Linked DNA regions of Mus musculus: region 2 is linked to region 1. A link is a loop called in an ENCODE intact Hi-C map of the cell type or tissue named here. Cell type or tissue: heart. All regions are shown on one strand.

The links. Peaks named below come from ENCODE experiments on the same cell type or tissue, not always from the same donor. Only the 100,000 strongest peaks of a DNase experiment are listed, where the experiment ranks them.
Region 2: it touches region 1 in a loop (10-fold over the local background); 8 of 42 quality-filtered maps call a loop at or near these places.

Annotation. Positions count from the first base shown.
Region 1 is chr7:5,448,916-5,456,915 of GRCm38, forward strand. It overlaps Vmn1r59 (vomeronasal 1 receptor 59), which reads right to left and starts at 5,844. Exons shown (of 1, transcript NM_207543.1): 1 at 4,912-5,844. The coding sequence starts at 5,844. The coding sequence ends at 4,912. In heart, no CTCF peak of the experiment used is centred here; no DNase peak of the experiment used is centred here.
Region 2 is chr7:5,228,996-5,236,995 of GRCm38, forward strand. No RefSeq gene overlaps it. Among named protein-coding and RNA genes, the nearest start is that of Vmn1r57, 13 kb to the left of the region's middle. In heart, no CTCF peak of the experiment used is centred here; no DNase peak of the experiment used is centred here.

The DNA of each region.
Region 1 (8,000 bases):
CTTTGTAAAAGATAAAGTGACCATAGGTGTATAGGTTCATTCTGGGTCTTCAATTCTATTGCACTGATCTATCTGCCTGTCACTGTACCAACACCATGTAGGGTTTTTTTGTTTTTTTGTTTTTTTTGTGTGTGTGGGGGTTGTTCTTTGTTTGTAGGGGTTCTTTGTTTGTTTGTTTTTGTTTTTGATTTTTATCACAATCCCTCTATAGTACAGCTTGAGGTCCAGGATGGTGATTTCCCCAGAAATTCTTTTATTGTTGGGAATAGTTTTCACTATCCTGGGTTTTTTTGTTATTCCAAATGAATTTGAGAATTGCTTTTTCTAATGCTATGAAGAATTGAGTTGGAAATAGTGGAAAGTGTGTTCCAACTATGGCAATGTGTAAATAAGAAGGATTTGGGAAAGACAACCAAGCTTAGTGCATTCTAATGGTGTCTTAGTTAAGGTTCCAGTGCTGTGATCAGACTCCATGACTAAGGCAACTTTAATAAGGACAATATTTAATTGGGGCTTGCTTACAGGTACAGAGTTTCAGCGCACTGTCATAAAAGCATGGGAATGACAGCTTCCAGGCAGGCATACTACAGGAGGTGCTGAGAGTTTTACCTCTTCATCTGAAGGTTTCTAGCAGAAGACAGACTCCCATGTGGTTAGGAGGAGGATCTCATTGTTCATCTGCACACTGACACACTTCCTCCAAAAAGCCCACACCTCTTCCAATAGGGCCTCACTTTCTAGTAGTGCTACTTCCTTCAAAAATCTTTCAAATTTTTGAAGCGCCAGGCACTTCAAAATCATTACAGATGCCAAGAGTTATTTTTTCAAAGGTAATAATGTTAATTTTCACTCTAGAATCACAAGGATCTAGTGGAGAAATGACCTTTAATCAGGGTGGCTGAGTTACCCATCCTCCTTTTATTTCAGGAATATTGTTTCTAAGTAGAAAATGTCTATGTTTTCAGCAGAGAATTTGACTCAGTATGTGTGCCACCCTTAATTACATAAGGCCTGGGATCTATCCTTGTTTGTTTGTTCATGATGACAGCTACTAAGCTTATATCATAGTGTGTGATCTGCTGTAACTCATACAGAATTACTATGCCATTACTAAATACTCTATGAAGTTCCTAACAGTGATTCTAACTAAAACATCAGGCTTGTGAGCTCATAGTAAAATGCAAAAACAAATACTAATTTTCACATATTTTAACATCATTAACTTAAATATTGAAATGACTGAATATTATAAAGCAATAGAAAATAAAGTCATGAAAAGTGGCAGCAGAAATGAGAAAAGACAAACAGGTAAGTTATAAATCAAGGGCCTTCATTCTTTATTTCAAACACAAAAAGTAAAACCTCAAGTGCCAGATCCAAAAACAAGATTCATTTATTTTTTATTTTATGTTTATGTGTGTTATACATGTGTGCAGTGCCCATGAAAGCCAATAGTTGTTAGTTGTCAAGAAGTGCTGGGAATAGAATTTGGTTTTTGTTGCATGATAGAAACTGATCTTAGCAACTGTACTATTTCACAAGTCATTCCTATCAAGGATCCACAGGGTAGGCAAAATGTCAGAGACAGCCCCACTTCCTATGCTAGGAGTTCTACAAAAATTCTAAGCTAAAGATCAACAGCATTTTGCAGGAGTCCTAGTTCAGACCCATGCTGGCTCTGTGAATGAATTCACTCTATGAGTCCCTACACGCCTTGCTTAGTTGATTTTATGGGCCATGTTCTCTTGGTGTCCTTGACCACTCTGATTCCTATAGTTCTTCCTCCCCCTCTTCCTCAGGGTTTCCAAAGCTCCATCTAATGCTTGGCTATGTGTCTCTGCTGTGCTACCAGCAGGTGCTGGAGAAATACTATGTGAGCACAGAATATCATTAGGAATGTTTTCACCATACTTGGATTTTTGGTTGCTTGGTTGGTTGGGTGGTTGGTTGGTTGGTTGGTTGGTTGGTTGGTTTTGCCAGTAGTAACTAGGTTTTATGGCTATCCAGTCTCAAATTTCTGGGCATCTAGGAAGTGTCATACAAGAGCTTCTTTGTGTCATGTGGTCCTCAAGATAGATCAGTCATTGGTTGCTCACATTGACAAGCTCTGACCATCATTGCTGCAGCACAATTTGAAGACAAGGCAGATTGTATTTGGAATGTTTTATGGCTGGGTTGGTGGACAAGTTCCACCCCTAGAAGATTTTTCTGGATACAGAAGATTGTCATAACACACTCTGAGTCATCAATTGCTTGAAGTACTAATTAGGGTCATACTCCTAAATCCCAGGAGCTTTCCATTGTACTAGGTTGATTCTACATCACTCCCCAAATGCCCCCAATTCCATCCATTTGCTTCTCTCTCTTCCTCTCTCTCCCCTTCTCTCTCTCTCTCTCTCTCTCTCTCTCTCTCTCTCTCTCTCTCTTTTCAGTCATCTTTCTCTCATATGATTCCCCATATTTCCCTGAATACTTGCCTATAGTTCAACTGCACAATTTGTACTATTTCTCTTTACAGGAGGATCCATGCAATCCCTTATGCCCCCCTCCTTTTAAGCCCCATTTCTTACTTAGCTTCTTCCTCTCTGTGAATTGTAGTGTGATTATTATTTTTATATTTTTAAGATTTATTTTTTATTAAATGATGTCTTCATTTACATTTCAAATGCCATCACTTTTCCTAGATTTCTCTCTGATAATCCCCTACACCCTCCCCATTTCCCTGCTCCTCAATGCACCCACTTCCTCTTCCTGCCCTGGCATTCCCCTATACTTGGGGATAGAATATTTGCAAAAGGAAGGGCCCCTCCTCCCACTGACAGCCGAATAGGCCATCTTCTGTTACATATGCAGCTAGAGACACGAGCTCTGAGGGTACTGCCTAATTCATATTGTTCCTCCTATAGGGCTGCAGACCCCTTTAGCCCCTTGGGTACTTTCTCTGTCTCCTTCAATGGGGACCCTTATTTGCATCCAATAGATGACTGTGAGCATGCACTTCTGTATTTGTTATGTACTGGAATAGCCTCACAGGAGACAGCTATATCAGGGTCCTGTCAGCAAAATCTTGTTGGTGTCTGGGTTTGGTGGTTATTTAGCGGATGCATCCCCAAATGGGGCAGTCTCTGGATTGTCCTTCCTTCAGTCTCAGCACCAAATTAGAAAGATTGCATACTAGCAACTTAATAGTACTCCTGAAACCTTTAGATAAAAGATAGAAACACACCCAAGAAGAGTAGATGGCAGGAAATAACAAAGCTCATGGCTGAATTCAATGATTTAGAAACAAAGAAAGTGACTGAAAGAATCAACAAATCCAAGAGATGGTTCTTTGAAGAAATCACCAAGATAGACAAGCCCTTACTTGAACTAAGTAAAAGGCTGAAAGACAATATACAAATAAGAAGAGTCAGAAATGAAAAGGGAGATATAGCAACAGACATGGAGAAAATCCAAAGAATCATTTGGTCTTATTTTAAAAGCATGTAGTTCACAATATTGGAAAAAAAAATCTAAGTGAAATGGATAGTATTCCTGAAGACTCCAATTATCAGTTGAATGAGGATCAGGTAAATAAACGAAAAAGTCCTATAACCCCTAAAGAATTAAAAGCAATCATCAAAAGTTTCAAGAAAAATAAAAGCCCAGAGCCAGATAGCTTTAGGCAGAACTAAATTGTCCTTTAAAAAAGAACTAATAACAATACTCCTCACATTATCCCACAAAATTGAAACAGAAGCAACATTGTCAAATTCATCTGACAAGACCATAGTCACCCTGATATCTAAATCACACAAAGACCCAAAAAGAAATACAATTTCAGACCAATTTCTTGTATAAACACAGATGCAAAAATACTCAATAAAATACTCACAAAACAAGTCCAAGAACGCATCAAAGACATCATCCACCACGATCAAGTAGGCTTCGTCTTTTAGATGCAGATATGGCTCAATATATATAAATTCACCAATGTAATCGCCATATAAACAAACTGAAAGAAAAAATTCACAGTATCATCTCATAAGATGGTGAGAATGCCTTTGACAAAATCGAACACCCCTTTATGTTAAAAGTTTTAGAGAGTTCAGAAATACAAGGCACGTACCCCAAAGAATAAAAACAATAATAAAAACAATATGCAGAAAGCCAATAACCAAAAGCAAATTTAATGGGGAGAAAATCAAAGCAATAATTCTAAAATCAGGAAAAGCAAGGCTGCCCACTCTTTCCCTTTCTACTCAATACAGTACTTGAAGTCCTAACTAGAGCAATAAGAGAACAAAAGGAAATTAATGGGGATACAAATTGGAAAAGAAGTAGTCAAAGTATCACCATTCATAGATGACCGGAGAGTATAAATATTAGTGACCCTATAAATTATACATTAGAATTCCTACAGCTCATAGATAACTTACACAAAGTGGCTGGATAGAAAAGTATCTCAAAGAAATAAGTAGCTGTCCTTTATAAAACCAATAAACAGGCATATTTGTGCAGCCATGGTAGAAGAATATCATCTAGTGTTGAGTCTAGGAAAAACAGCCTTCTCTCAAGATGGTTTTCAGTGAAACAGACATCTTTATTGGGGGTGTCATGGTCTATACAACAATTGGAGTGAGGGTAGGATTTTTTGGGATGAGTGTACATCATAGGCAGTGGTCCAGTTGCTGGGACTGCTTCATTGCATGATTAGGAATTCCTGGTTCTAGCTGGATATGTTCTTATAAGGAGATAGGATATTTTACCCTGCATCCTGGCCACTAGGCTACATGACTATCTCATGGTGGCAGAGCCTGGGGATGGACTGGCTCTGTGTGTGGGTAGATGCAGTCCTAGAGCAAGGCAGGGTTAGTCCTACTCCTGCTGCTGTCAGGGTGAGATTTTTCAAGTTATGGACATGTTTTGACCTTACTGTTCCTCTGTAATGACTCCCCCAGTCACGTGGATTTCCAGTCCCACACTGAAGAGCAGAGAACAATGACCCCTAGGATCCCTAAATATCAAAAGTAAGGGAGAAATGGTGGGAAAGCTTAGAGCTAGAACTTTTATGACATGCCTCGACCAGAGACGAGATTCCACAAAGGAAATGTGAAATAAAATACTAATACAATTTAGAATATATAAGCTCACAAATGTGACCACCAGCATCAGGATGGTGTGGGCTGCTCTGGTCTCAGCATGGCCTCTGTTGTTTTGATTGACCTTATGTATGCGGTTCATTCTCTGGTGGTGTCTGTTTAGGTGAATCATCATGGAGACACTGGTCCAGGCCATGATGCCAAGGAATATGATGTCATGGGAAAACCGCAAGAAATGCATGTCTACATTGACCCCAGAGATGGAGCATATTGAATTGCCTTTAGAATCAGAGTCATTGTGTGTTTTCTGTGGACCACTGACATTCATTGGGATGTAAGCATTATGTAAGACACTGAACAACCAGCAACTGAAACAAGAATAGCTCACGACCTTGGGGGATATTTCTCTGAACATGACCCTAGCCCAGGTACCAGGAACAACAGTGACAAACTGGTAGGTGCTGAGGACACAGGTGGAACACATGATTGTGCCTTGAGCCACCATGTGAAAGAAGTATGCAAGTTTACATTTGAGGTCAGTTGGAGGCTTCCTTGGAACAAAATCAATCATGTCATGTGAATATGTCAAGAGAAGGAGCATGAATGCATTGGCCACAGCCAAGTTGATTAGAATGACCTGTATGGGCCTCAGTCTGGAGTCAGTCAAGACTGGAGAGAAATTATGGACAAACAGAAGGATGTTGCCCACAGTCCCAACCACAACCTGGCAAAGCAAAAGGATCTGAAGAGCCAACATTTCCATGGTTTTCAGGGTTTATTCTGAGACAACATGGACATGGCTTCATAGCACAGTGGTGTAAGGATCGGGTTAGACAGTGCTGTCTTCAAGAATCTTCTCAATTATCTAAGATTTTCAATTGATTTGGAGTTTTGTTTGTTTGTTTGCTTGTTCGTTTGAAAAGCTGGCACTGCTTTGACACACTACAGGAGATTTTTCTGGAAAACAATGAATGGACATTGATCCAGAATATGAACATCAGACTTATTTTTCTTTCCCTTCACTCATGATGTAAGAGTGTGTTTGTGTGTGTGTGTGTGTGTGTGCGTGTATGTGTATAATGCAACTCTACCTGAGTTGTTCAACAGTATGGCAGCCTTTTTAACACAGCATGGGCTCTGAATGTTTGTACATGAATGTTTGTAGACAGGAGTGCATTTTTGCTTCAGGAGAATTGATATCATCCCTCATGTTATAACAATGTGTTAAGAAATACAAATTTGTTGTTGGAGAGATGATTCTGAATCTGATGACCTCTACTCAGCTTCGTGGTGCTTTACTCATGTATTTCTAGTCATGCACACAAGCAAAACCGTAATAGGCATAAAATAAAATAAGTATATCTTTTACATATTTGATCAAGTGTTGTGGAGATTTCTCAGGAGTTAAGGGCGCTTCCAGATGACCTGTGTTCTATTTCTAAAATGGCTACTTATAACTGTGTGTGAATCCAATTCCAGGGGATTTGGACCTTCCCAGTCATACATGAAGGCAAAACACCACTGCACATAAAATAAAAATAAATAAAGAAATCTTTAAAAATGTAACACAAAATTAAAATCCATGTTTTAGAATCAAATACAATGAGGAACTGAGAAGGTGGCTCAGTGGTTAAGGACACTTACTGCTTTTCCAAAGGTCCTGAGTTCTATTCAAGGCAACCACATGGTGGCTCTGAACCATCTGTAATGGGATAAGTTGCTCTCTTCTGGTGTGTCTGAAGACATCTACAGTGTACTCAAATACATTAAATAAATGAACAAAAAACAAGAAAATAAAATCTTTTTTAAAGTTAATGAAATATGTCCCCAAATTATTACATATAATATATTTTTCACACTACTCATCATAATGATAAAAAAACGAAATATTATTTTTAAAATGTGCTAGTTTTCTCTTCACACAAAAGAACCTTGAATTACACTTGTATCATTTATTTGGAAAAAAATTCTGAGGGATCCTAGCATTCTGTTGATTCATAACAGTCTGTGTTTTACTTGATTTTTCTGAGGAATTGGGTGCTGGACACATAGCTGAGTCATCTCCTTTTTTGTGAACCATAAGAAACATTATCACCATCACCATTAAATGCTGTGTACACACAGATTAATTTAATACTTGTTTTATTTAGCTAAAGTTTCATCTGCAATTGACTTTATTTGTTCCTCTATATGATGAAAAAGCCTCCATGCAACAACTAAAAACCAGTTATCTAATGTATACATGTAACATTAAAGTACATTTTCAAATAAGTACTGAGCCATGAAATACACATGTCTTTAGACTAATGAAATCATTGACATAATTAGGTAAATTAGGGAGAGAAATACAAAACCATTCTAATGACTAATGTTCACTTTGGAAGACCCCGTGAATTGTAGGAGTGAGAAGAGAACTTGAAGCAGAATTTTAACTTGCAGATTTCTCACCTGCTTAGTACCAGCAAAGATGGGGTTGCTCACAGAGATGTAGGCCAGCTCCTGAACAGTTACTGAAGAAACATAGCTCTGAGTTCCTCTCCCTTTGAAGAACATCTTTGTGTATCCATTTCCTAAGACAGATTCAAAGAAGTGCCTACCTCTCCCATAAAATGCTGTGCAGATTGCTGAATGAAGCCAGATATCAGAGCTCATAAAGGGGCAGTGTCAGGTCCTGAAATCCTTCAGACAGTCCATTCCCTTGTCATCTGTGGTGTTATTGAATATGACTGTATGGGTATATTGGAAAACTTTTAATGAAAGGAAACATTTATTTCAAAGGCAAATCACCATTTTCACTTTCTGGTAATTAATGATGATGCCCAGGAGTTTGTTATATCATAATGAGTAGTAGAGCCAAAATTAGAGGAAGTTTTCCTTGTTTCCTTAGGGAGTATTTAAGTGTTAAAGTTGTGTTGGCAT
Region 2 (8,000 bases), 220 kb before region 1:
GAGGAACAATATGAATTAGGCAGTACCCCCAGAGCTCATTTCTCTAGCTGCATATGCAACAGAAGATGACCTATTCGGCTATCAGTGGGAGGAGAGGTCCTTCGTTTTGCAAAGATTCTATCCCCCAGTATAGGGGAATGCCAGGGCAGGAAGAGGGAGTGGGTGCATTGAGGAGCAGGGAAATGGGGAGGGTGTAGGGGATTTTCAGAGAGAAATCTAGGAAAAGTGATGGCAATTGAAATGTAAATGAAGAAAACATTTAATAAAAAATAAATCTTAAAAATATAAAAAGAATAATCACAGTACAATTCACAGAGAGGAAGAAGCTAAGTAAGAAAGGGGGCTTAAAAGCGGGTGGCATAAGGGATTGCATGGATACTCCTGTAAAGGGAAATAGTACAGATTGTTCAGTTGAACTATAGGCAAGTATGCAGGGAAAAATGGGGAATCATATGGGAGAAAGATGACTGGAAAGAGAGAGAGAGAGAGAGAGAGAGAGAGAGAGAGAGAGAGAGAGAGAGAGAGAGAGAAAGAGGCAAATGGATGGAATTGGGGGCATTTGGGGAGTGATGTAGAATCAACCTAGTACAATGGAAAGCTCCTGGAATTTAGTAGTATGACCCTAATTAGTACTTCAAGCAATGGATGAATCAGAGTGTGTTATGACAATCTTCTGTAACCAGAAAAATCTTCTAGGGGTGGAACTTGTCCACCAAACCCGCCATAAAACATTCCAAATACAACTTGCCTTGTCTTCAAATTGTGCTGCAGCAATGATGGTCAGAGCTTGTCAATGTGAGCAACCAATGACTGATCTATCTTGAGGACCACATGACACAAAGGAGCTCTTGTATGACACTTCCTAGACGCCCAGAAATTTGAGACTGGATAGCCAGAAAACCTAGTTACTACTGGCAAAACAAACCAACCAACCAACCAACCAACCAACCAACCAACCAACCAACCAACCAAAAATCCAAGTATGGTGAAAACATTCCTAATGATATTCTGTGCTCATACAGTCTTTCTCCAGCACCTGCTGGTAGCAGAGGCAGAGACACATAGCCAAACACTAGATGGACCTTGGGAAACCCTGAGAAAGAGGGGGAGGAAGAACTATAGGAATCAGAGTGGTCAAGGACACCAAGAGAACATGGCCCATAAAATCAACTAAGCAAGGCAAGAATTCGTTCAAAGAGCCAGCATGGGTCTGACCTAGGACTTCTGCAAAATGCTATTATTGATCTTTAGCTTAGAATTTTTGTAGAACTCCTAACATAGGAAGTGAGGCTGTCTCTGATGTTTTCCTCCCCTGTGAATCCTTGATAGGAATGACTTGTGAAATAGTACAGTTGCTAAGATCAGTTTCTACCATGCACAAAAAAACCCAAATTCTACTCCCAGCACCTATTGACAACTAACAACTATTGGCTTTCATGGGCACTGCACACATGTATAACACACATAAACATAAAATAAAAAATAAATGAATCTTGTTTTTGGATCTGGCACTTGAGGTTTTACTTTTCGTGTTTGAAATGCAGAATGAAGGCCCTTGATTTATAACTTACCTGTTTTTCTTTTCTCATTTCTCCTGACACTTTTCATGACTTTATTTTCTATTGCTTTATAATATTCAGTCATTTCAATATTTAAGTTAATGGTGTTAAAACATGTGAAAATTAGTATTTGTTTTTGTATTGTACTATGAGCTCACAAGACTGATGTTTTAGTTAGAATCACTGTTAGGAACTTCATAGAGTATTTAGTAATGATATGGTAATTCTGTATGAGTTACAGCAGGTCACACACTATGATATAAGCTTAGTAGCTTTCACCATGAACAAACAAACAAGGATAGATTCCAGGCCTTATGTAATTATAGGTGGCACATATACTGAGCCAAATTCTCTGCTGAAAATGTAGACATTTTCTACTTAGAAACAATATTGCTGAAACAAAAAGAGGATGGGTAACTCAGTCCCCCTGGTTAAAGGTCATTTCTCCACTAGATCCATGTCAATGGCTTGTGATTTCTAGAGTGAAAACTAACCTTTGAAAAAATAACTCTTACCATCTGTAATGATTTTGAAGTGCCTGGCACTTGAAAAATTTGCAAGATTTTTGAAGGAAGTAGCACTACTAGAAAGTGAGGCCCTATTGGAACCGGTGTGGGCTTTTTGGAGGAAGTGTGTCAGTGTGCAGATGAACAATGAGATCCTCCTCCTAACCACATGAGATTCTGTCTTCTGCTAGAAACCTTCAGATGAAGAGGTAAAACTCTCAGCACCTCCTGTACCATGCCTGTCTGTAAGCTGCAATTCTCATGCTTTTATGACAGTGCACTGAACCTCTGTACCTGTAAGCAAGCCCCAATTAAATATTGTCCTTATTAAAGTTGCCTTAGTCATGGAGTCTGATCACAGCACTGAAACCTTAACTAAGACACCATTAGAATGCACTAAGCTTGGTTGTCTTTCCCAAATCCTTCTTATTTACACATTGCCATAGTTGGAACACACTTTCCACTAATTCCAACTCAATTCTTCATAGCATTAGAAAAAGCAATTCTCAAAGTCATCTGGAATAACAAAAAAACCCAGGATAGTGAAAACTATTCTCAACAATAAAAGAATTTTTTGGGAAATCACCATACCGGACCTCAAGCTGTACTATAGAGGAATTGTGATAAAAAACAAAAACAAAAACAAACAAACACCCCCCCAACAAAGAACAACCCCCCCCAAAACTACATGGTATTGGTACAGTGACAGGCAGATAGATCAATGCAATAGAATTGTAGACCCAGAAATGAACCCATACACCTATGGTCACTTTTTTTTGATAAAGGAGCTAAAAGCATCCAGTGGAAAAAGGACAGTATTTTTAACAATTGGTGTTGATTCAACTGGCAGTCAGCAAGTAAAAAATGGAAACTGACCCATTCTTATCTCCTTGTACAAATTTCCAGTCCAAGTGGATCAAGATCATCCACAAAAAACAAAGTACACTGAAACTAATAGAATTGAAATTGGGGAATAGCCATGAGCACATGGGCACAGGGGAAATTTTCATGAACAGAACACCAATGGCTTATGCTCTAGTATCAAGAATTGACAAATCGGACCTCATAAAATTACAAAACTTCTATAAGATCAAGGACACTGTCAACAGGACAAAAGGCAATCAACAGATCTGAAAACAATCTTTACTAGGCATACATCCGATAGAGGGCTAATGTCCAATATATGCAAAGAACTCAAGAAGAAGCCAATAACTCTATTAAAAATATGATATAGAGCTGAACAAAGAATTTTCGACTGAGGAATACTAAATGGCTGAGAAGCACCTAAAGGAATGTACAACATCCTTAGTCATCAGGGAAAGGCAATTCAAAACAACCCTGAGATTCTACCTCACACCAGTCAGAATAGCAAAGATCAAAAACTCAGGTGACAGTAGATTCTGGTCAGTATGTGGAGAAAGAGGAACTCTCTTTCATTGCTGGTGGGATTCCAAGCTGGTACAACCACTCTGGAACTCAGTTTGGAGTTTCCTTAGAAAAGTAGACTACTAGAGGACCCAGCTACAGCAATCCTGGGCATATATACAGAAGATGTTAAAACATATAACAAGGACACATGCTCAACTATGTTCATAGCAGTCTGATTTATAGTATCCAGAAGTTCAAAAGAACCCAGATGTCCCTAAACATAGGAATATATACAGAAAAAATGGTACATTTATGTAATGGAATACTACTCAACTATTAAAAATAACGACTTCATGAAATTCATAGGCAAATGGATGGAACTAGGAAATACTATCCTGAGTGAAGTAATCCAATCACAAAAGAACACACATGATGTATACTCACTGATAAATGGATATTAGCCTAGAATCTCAAAATATCCAAGATACAATTTGCAAAACACATGAAACTCAAGAAGAAGGAAACCAAAGTGTAGAAACTTTGATCTTTCTTAGAATGGGGAACAAATACTCATGGAAGGAGGTACAGAGACAAAGTGTGAAGCAGAGACTGAGGAATGACCATCTAGAGACTGCCTCACATAGGGATCCATCCCATATATAGTAACCAACCTCAGACACTATTGTCAATGCCAAGAAGTGCTTTCTGACAGGATCCTGATATAGCTGTCTCCTGTCAGGCTCTGCCAGTACCTGAGAAATACAGAGGTGGATGCTCTCAGCCAACCTTTGGAATGATCACAACGTCCCCAATGAAGGAGCTAGAGAAAGGACCAAAAGAGCTGAAGGAGCTTGCAGCCCCATAGAAAGAACAACAATATGAATTAACCAGTACCCCAGGGTTCCCAGAGACTAAGCCACCAACCAAGGAGTACACATGGAGGAACTCATAGCTCCAGTTGCATATGGAGCAGAGGATGGCCTTGTTGGACATCAATGGGAGTAGAGGCCCTTAACCCTGAGAAGGCTTGATTTCCCAGTGTTGGGGAATGCCTGGACAAGGAATCAGGAGTGGGTGTGTTGGTGAGCAGGGGGAGAAGGGATGGGATAGGGTTTTCAGAGCGAAAATCAGGAAAGGAGAAAACATTTGAAATGTAAATAAAGAAAATATCTAACAAAAAAAGAAAAAGGAAGATCAGAGTGTAGATGCTTCATTCCTTCGTAGAAGGGAGAATAAAACACACCCAGGAGGAAATATGAAGACAAAATCTGGAGCAGAGACTGAAGGAAAGGCCATCCAGAGACTGACCCACTTGGGCATCCATCCTATATACAGACACCAAACCTAGATACTATTGCAGATGCCAATAAGTTCTTGCTGACAGGAGCCTGACATAGCTGTCTCTTGAGAGTCTCTGCCAGAGCCTGACAAGTACAGAGGCAGATGCTCACAGCCAGCCACTGGACTGCTCACCAATGGAGGAGTTAGAGAAAGGACTGAAGGAACTGAAGGGGTTTACAACCCATAGGAAAAACAATCATATCAACCAACCATATTCCCGCCCCAGAACTCCCAGAAAGTAAACCACCAACCAAAGAGTAAACATGGAGGGACCCATGGCTCCAGTCCCATGAGTAGTAGAGGATGGCCTTGTTGGATATCAATGGGAGGAAAGGCTTCTGGTCCTATGAGGTCTCAAAGCCACAGTGTAGGGGGATGTCTGGGGGTGAAAAAGGGAAGCAGAAGTGGCTAGATGGGTGGGTGAGCAACCTTATAAAAGCAGGGGGAGGAGGGAGGGGTGTCTGGTGGGGAATCTAGTAATGGAGATAACATTTGAAATGGAAATAAAGAAAATATCCAATAAAATATATAAAAAAAAGAAAGTACCCCATACCTACACCCCCACTCCCCTAACCAGGGGTCGCCCTTTTTGGCTCTAGCATTACCCTGTACTGGGGCATATCTAGTTTGACAGTCCAATGGGACTCTCTTTCCAGTGATGGCCAATTAGGCCATCTTTTGATACATACGCAGCTAGAAACACGAGCTCCGGGGTACTGGTTAGTTCATATTGTTGTTCTACCTATAAGGTTGCAGTTTTCTTTAGATCCTTGGGTACTTTCTCTTACTCCTCCATTGGGGGCCCTGTGATCCATCCAATAGCTGACTGTCAGTATCCACATCTGTGTTTGCTAGGCCCCGGCATAGTCTCACAAGAGACAGCTATATCTGGGTCCTTTCAGCAAAATCTTGCTAGTGTTTGCAATGGTGTCAGCGTTTGGAGGCTGAATATGGGATGGATCCCTGAATATGAAAATCACTAGATGGTCCATCCTTTTGTCACAGCTCCAAATTTTGTCTCTGTAACTTCTTCCATGGGTGTTTTGATGCCAATTCTAAGAGGGGCAAAGTGTCCACATTTTGGTGTTCGTTCTTCTTGAGTTTCATGTGTTTAGCAAATTGATCTTAGCCATTCTGACTGGTGTGAGGTGGAATCTCAGGGTTGTTTTGATTTGCATTTCCCTTATGATAAAGGATGTTGAACATTTTTTCAGGTGCTTCTCTGCCATTCCGTATTCCTTAGGTGAGAATTCTTTGTTCAGCTCTGAGCTCCATTTTTTAAAGGGGTTATTTGATTTTCTGGAGTCTACCTTCTTGAGTACTTTATATATTTTGGATATTAGTCCCCTATCTGATTTGGGATAGGTAAAGATCCTTTTCCAATCTGTTGATGGCCCTTTTGTCTTATTGACGGTGTCTTTTGCTTTGCAGAAGCTTTGCAATTTTATGAGGTCCCATTTATCGATTCTCGATCTTACAGCACAAGCCATTGCTGTTCTATTCAGGAATTTTCCCCCTGAACCCATATCTTCGAGGCTTTTCCCTACTTTCTCCTCTATAAGTTTCAGTGTCTCTGTTTTTATGTGGAGCTCCTTGATCCACTTAGATTTGACCTTAGTACAAGGAGATAGAAATGGACCAATTCACATTCTTCTATATGATAACTGCCAGTTGTGCCAGCACCATTTGTTGAAAATGCTGTCTTTTTTCCACTGGATGGTTTTAGCTCCCTTGTCAAAGATCAAGTGACCACAGGTGTGTGGGTTCATCTCTGGGTCTTCAATTCTGTTCCATTGGTCAACTTGTCTGTCACTATACCAGTACCATGCAGTTTTAATCACAATTGCTCTGTAGTACAGTTTTAGGTCCGACATGGTGATTCCACCAGAGGTTCTTTTATCCTTGAGAAGAGTTTTTGCTATCCTAGGTTTTTTGTTATTCCAGATGAATCTGCCGATTGCCCTTTCTAATTCATTGAGGAATTGAGTTGGAATTTTGATGGGAATTGCATTGAATCTGTAGATTGCTTTTGGCAAGATAGCCATTTTTACTATATTGATCCTGCCAATCCATGATCATGAGAGATCTTTCCATCTTCTGAGATCATCTTTAATATGAACCTGTTTTATAACTTACCAATTTGTCTTTTCTCATTTCTCATGCCACTTTTCATGACTTTCTTTTCTTGTTTTTTTATTTTATTTTTTTATTATATTTTCCTCGTTTACATTTTCAATGCTATCCCAAAGGTCCCCCATACCCATCCCCCTAATCCCCTACCCACCCACTCCCTTTTTTTGGCCCTGGCGTTCCCCTGTACTGGGGCATCTAAAGTTGGCAAGTCCAATGGGCCTCTCTTTGCAGTGATGGCCGACTAGGCCATCTTTTGATACATATGCAGCTAGAGGCCAGAGCTCCGGGGTACTGGTTAGTTTATATTGTTGTTCCACCTATAGGGTTGTAGTTCCCTTTAGCTCCTTGGGTAATATCTCTAGCTCCTGCATTGGGGGCCGTGTGACCCATCCAATAGCTGAGTGTGATCATCCACTTCTGTATTTGCTAGGCCTCGGCATAGTTTTACAAGAGAGAGCTATATCCGCGTCCTTTCAGCAAAATTTTGCTAGTGTGTGCAATGTTGTCAGCGTTTGGAAGCTGATCATGGGATGGACCCCTGCATATGGCAATCACTAGATGGTCCATCTTTTTGTCACAGCTCCAAATTTTGTCTCTGTAACTCCTTCCATGGGTGTTTTGTTCCCATTTGTAGGAAGGGGTAAAGTGTCCACACTTTAGTCTTCCTTGTTCTTGAATATCATGCGTTTAGCAAGTTGTATCTTATATCTTGGGTATCCTAAGTTTCTGGGCTAATATCCACTTATCAGTGAGTACATATTGTGTGAGTTCCTTTGTGATTGGGTTACCTCACTCAGGATGATGCCCTCCAGGTCCATCCATTTGCCTAGGAATTTCATAAATTCATTTTTTTAATAGCTGAGTAGTATTCCATTGCGTAAATGTACCACATTTTCTGTATCCATTCCTCTGTTGAGGGGCATCTGGGTTCTTTCCAGCTTCTGTCTATTTTAAATAAGGCTGCTATGAACATAGTGGAGCATGTGTCCTTCTTACCAGTTGGGACATCTTCTGGATATATGACCAGGAGAGGTATTGCGGGATCCTCAGGTAGTACTATGTCCAATTTTCTGAGGAACCGCCAGACTGATTT